Linked DNA regions of Homo sapiens: region 2 is linked to region 1. A link is an interaction called in ENCODE POLR2A ChIA-PET data of the cell type or tissue named here. Cell type or tissue: GM12878. All regions are shown on one strand. Region 1 overlaps ST3GAL5 (ST3 beta-galactoside alpha-2,3-sialyltransferase 5). Region 2 overlaps MRPL35 (mitochondrial ribosomal protein L35).

Evidence for each region. Peaks named below come from ENCODE experiments on the same cell type or tissue, not always from the same donor. Only the 100,000 strongest peaks of a DNase experiment are listed, where the experiment ranks them.
Region 2: POLR2A ChIA-PET joins it to region 1 with 6 read pairs; 2 of 35 experiments call an interaction of 5 or more read pairs at or near these places.

The regions. Positions count from the first base shown.
Region 1 is chr2:85,860,331-85,862,830 of GRCh38, forward strand. It overlaps ST3GAL5 (ST3 beta-galactoside alpha-2,3-sialyltransferase 5), which reads right to left. Exons shown (of 7, transcript NM_003896.4): 3 at 851-962. Among named protein-coding and RNA genes, the nearest start is that of ST3GAL5, 27 kb to the right of the region's middle. RefSeq lists an enhancer at 967-1,046. In GM12878, no CTCF peak of the experiment used is centred here; a DNase peak (open chromatin) is centred at 1,041.
Region 2 is chr2:86,204,024-86,206,523 of GRCh38, forward strand. MRPL35 (mitochondrial ribosomal protein L35) reads left to right here. Exons shown (of 4, transcript NM_016622.4): 2 at 2,083-2,272. Among named protein-coding and RNA genes, the nearest start is that of MRPL35, 5.8 kb to the left of the region's middle. In GM12878, no CTCF peak of the experiment used is centred here; no DNase peak of the experiment used is centred here.

The DNA of each region.
Region 1 (2,500 bases):
GATAATATATATAAAGCATCCATACATGTCAGTTATCATCCCTCTCATGCTACTTTATTTAAAATCATCTCTTCCTCCATCCTGGGCTAAATGTTATCAGATAATCCAGCCACTAAAATAATCAGTGACATAAGCATTTGATATGTCACTTGATTTGGAAACATAAATGTAAGCTGAAAGAAAAATCTTGCAATGCAATGTGAATTCATTAAAATTAAAAATAAAACACAGGAAGGACAGATGATACTAAGAGAATTTCTGGCCAGGCATGGTGGCTCATGTCTGTAATCCCCGACCTTTGGGAGGCCAAGGCGGGAGGATAGCTTGAGCCTAGGAGTTCAAGATCAGCCTGGGCAACATGGCAAGACCCCATCTCCACAAAAAATAAAAAAATTAGTCAGGCATGGTGGTGCACACCTGTGGTCCCAGCTACTCAGAAGGCTGAGGTGGCCGTGTTCTTGCCACTGCACTCAACCCTGGGTGCAGAGCGAGACCCTGACTCAAAAAAAAAAAAAGGGAGAAAAGAAAAAAGAAAGAATTTCTTTGTTGTTTACTTTATAGCATCAGGGCAAATTAATTCCAGGAGAGGAGCCCTAGAGCCTGTTGGGTTGAGCCCACCTCATCCCACACCCCAGCTGCAGTAAATGGGAGAAGGATACTGTGGAGTAGTTAGTGGTGGGTTTTTAGAAGAAGGTTGTCTTTGGTTTTGGAGTGCTGAGATTAAGTGCTTTCCCCTCTGAGTTCAAACTTTTATTAACATATATTTGTCACACAGTAGACTAATGATATTATAGTTTGAGCATATGCTTGGCAATGTTTTCATTTAAACCACACCAATGGGATATCTAACCTTTACATGGTCAGGGTCCACATAATGCATTTTTTTCATGTCACATTCTTCAGTAGTATAATTTAACTTGAGGATATAAAGGATCCACACTCCAAACACAAGCAATGTACATCTGGAAAAAAATCAATTAGGTATTATGATGTAGTCATGTGAGAATCATGAGATGCAATGTGAAACTGAAAACGGAATCCTAAATGAGTCTGCCTGCTATGCAGCATAAAACTACAATCTTTAAGTTGACATTGGGGTGAAAGGAAGGGGCCATTTCCTATTTTCCTGACAAGATAAACTAGTCATTTATGACTGTCTTTGTTATAAGCAAACACAGAAAAAACTTTTTTTGCAAGAGCACTGTAACAAAATCTGAATCACAATGTCAATTATTGAACTTAAAATCAAGTAATAGACTTGAACTACAGAATCTCGGCTTCAATCTTTTGTGACCTGAAAATTCTGTCAGTCCTTAAAAAAAAAAAAAAAAAAGAAAAGAAAAGAAACAGTTTATTCACAGTACGTCTAAAGAATTCTACCCGGAAGTGAGGCCGACTGGGAAATGAGACAGGACCATTAGTTACCCTTAAGATGACCTAAAAAATATTTTTTACAGATCTGATAAATTCACACTATTATATAGTTTAATACACACACACACACACACACACGACTTGGAGAAAAGAGCTGAGTCTAGTCTTAGTTTTAGAAATCTCATTTTTACTAAGTTCTCCAGTGACACAAACCGCAAGCTAAAAAGTTTCAACCAAAATTTAAGAACCACTGCTTTAAACAATTCTGTTCTTGAAAAAACAAATGCAAGAAATAAAGAGAAAGTAATCCATTTTCTAAATAAAGGGGCAGTTTTTTTTTCAAAAAAATTGCATCTAGCATAATATATTATACATAATAGATGCAAAATATTTCTTAATATTTGAGGATGAGAATACAATGAAGTGTTGCTGGGAGTGTTTTAAAAACTTTAAAATTCTCATTTAAAACAGGCTTCCCATGACAACTTGGACAAGTTGGGATTATGTATAATGATAAGTGAACAGGATGCTATCAATTTGTGTAAAAGTGGGTTTGGGCACGGGGCATGGCAGAGCACACACACACAAAATATTTCTCATATACACAAGAAACCGGTGACACTGGTTATCTTTAAATATGGAGGGTAAATGGGGAGCAGGGATGAGAAGGTGTTTCACTGAGACTCTTTAATACCTTTTGAATTTTCAATCTTGAAAACCTAATATTACCTATTCTTCTCTTCAGCCCCAGAAAAGGTGTTACATTCAGTGCATACACTTCCCTTATTTTGATTTAAAAAAAAAATAAAAGAAAAGGGTGTGAAGGCAAGCCCAGTGTCTGTAGCACATATCAGACTGTGCCTTAATTCCTGGAGCGAGTCCACCTCACCCACAGCCTAAGCAGCACAGGGCGCAGGTCTATCTCCCCTGCTGCCTTGTGGCTGGCGCCCAGCATGACGTCATGAACGTGGTGGGCCTCAATAAATATTGGTTGGTGACTCAAGGGAGGCTGAATGTAACATAAGCCTTATTCTTATAAATTTCCTTTTCCCCTACACTTCCTAAGTCAGTAAAGTGAGACAGAAGACTAGATTGCAAGGTTGGATTTCTATGTTTAGACATGAAA
Region 2 (2,500 bases), 340 kb after region 1:
GCCGAGGCTGGAGTGCAATGTTGCAGTCTCGGCTCACTGCACCCTCTTCCTCCCAGGTTCAAGTGATCTTCCTGCCTCAGCCTCCTGAGTAGCTGGGATTATAGGCGCACACCACCACACCCGGCTAATTTTGTATTTTCAGTAGAGACGGGGTTTCTCCATGTTGGTCAGGCTGGTCTCGAACTCCTGATCTCAGGTGATCCGCCTGCCTCGGCCTCCCAAAGTGCTAGGATTACAGGCATGAGCCACCATGCCTGGCTGGAGTATTTTTCTTAACCAACTTTATTGAGGTAGAATTTACATGCCATAAAATTACCCATTTTATGTGTACAGCTTTATGTTTTTTTATTAATTTAGCAAGCTGTACAACCATTACCACATTCCAGCTTTAGGACTTTTTTTTTTTTTTTTAGTCTTGTATTAGTGCATTTTTTTTTTTATACTTTAAGTTCTGAGGACATTTTCATCATCCTGCGGAACTTTTTTAACACACAATTTTGAGTCCCAAACTGGACTTCAGTCAGAATTTATGGGTGGAGTCGGAGCTCCACGAGTGATTCCGATTTGCAGCCATGAACTATTAGTCTGGCCATAGTGGGAAGGACTGATAAGAGGACTGCATCCGGACCACACATCTAGGCTCTCTGAAATCTGCCTTCTGACCTGTTCCACCCCACTGCCCACTACTTCTCCCCAGGCGTCTCTGATAGTCAGGCGAACAGTCTCAGCCTCTGAGGCAGGTCTGGTCCTCAACCCATACATGTACAGTTGACCCTGGAACAATACAGCAGGTGGGGTGTCAACCCCAAGCAGTTGAAAATCAAGTTGAAAAAAAGTATAACTTTTGGCTCCTCCAAAACTTAATTACTAATAGCCTACTGTTGGCCAGAAGCCTTACCAATAACATAAACCATTGATTAACATATATTCTGAGGCCGGGCACGGTGGCTCACACCTGTAATCCTAACACTTTGGGAGGCTGAGGCAGGTGGATCACTTGAGCCCAGGAGTTCAAGATTGGGCTGGGCAACATGGCAAAATTCTGTCTCTACAAAAATTAGGCATGGTGGCACATGCTGTAGTCCCAGCTACTTAGGAGGCTGAGGTGGGAAGATAGATTGAGCCCAGGAGGTCAAGGCTGCAGTGAGCTATGATTGTGCCACTGCATTCCAGCCTGGGCCACAGAGTAAGACCCTGCCTCAAAAAAAGAATTTTAAAAACATATATCCTGCATGTTATATGTATTATATACTGTATTCTTAACAATAAAACAAGCTAGAGAAAAGAAAGTCATAAGAAAAGAAATAGGTTACTGTTCATTAAGTGGAAGTGGATCATCATAAAGGTCTTCATCATCTTTACATTGAGTAGGCTGAGGAGGAGTTGGTTTTGCTCTCTCTGCGATTGCAGAGAAAGAAGAGGTGGAGGAGTTAGAAGGGGAGGCTGGAAAGGCAGGCATACTCGGTGTAACTTTTTTTGAAAAAAATCTGTGTGTAAGTGGCACTGTGCAGTTCAAACCCATGTTGTTCAAGGGTCACCTGTATTTGTTTCAGTCCCCATGCCTTTGCTTATGTTGTTCGTCCTACCTGAAATGTGCTCCTCCTCTTCTAAGGGCCTGCTCACTTTCTAGAGAACTCAAGTGCCTCTTCTCTTTTCTTCGAGAATCTTTCTGTCGCCACTCTTGTCTCTCCAGGAAGGGTCCATGCTCTTGCATCCCTGACCTGCCATTGTACTGTGTGTGGGAATTCTGTCTCACCAGAGTATAAGATCTGGGAGGTGGGAATAAATGTTACACACATCTCTTTTCTTAGTACTGGACATAGAGCTAGCAGACATCCGACTTGGTTGTGATGATGGTTGCACAGCTCTCTAAATTTTCCAAAAATTGTTGAATTATATACATAAAATCAGTAATTAATTTATGGTTATACCTTAGTAAGGTGGTAAAAGCTTCACAGATGAGTCTGATGCTCAGGGCACGTTAATTATGTTTAATACTTGGTGGCAGTGATACATCTCTTAATTTTTAATATCTGGATGCATATTTTGGAGTATTAAATATATATGCTCCTATCTTTACAGGAATCCTACGGCCCCTGAATATTTTGGCATCTTCAACCTACCGCAACTGTGTCAAGAATGCCTCTCTTATTTCTGCATTGTCCACTGGACGTTTTAGTCATATTCAGACACCAGTTGTTTCCTCCACTCCCAGACTTACCACATCTGAGAGAAACCTGACATGTGGGCATACCTCAGTGATCCTTAATAGGTAGAGTATATTTCTTTGTGGGGTTTTTTTTGTTTTTTGTTTTTTGTTTTTTTTTGAGACGGAGTCTCACTCTGTTGCCCAGGCCAGAGTGCAGTGGTGCATTCTCAGCTCACTGCAACCTCCACCTCCGGGGTTCAAGCAATTCTCCTGCCTCAGCCTCCTAAGTAGCTGGAAAGTTCTGGGATTACAGGCGTGAGCCACTGTGCCTGGCTGGTAGAGTCTATTTCA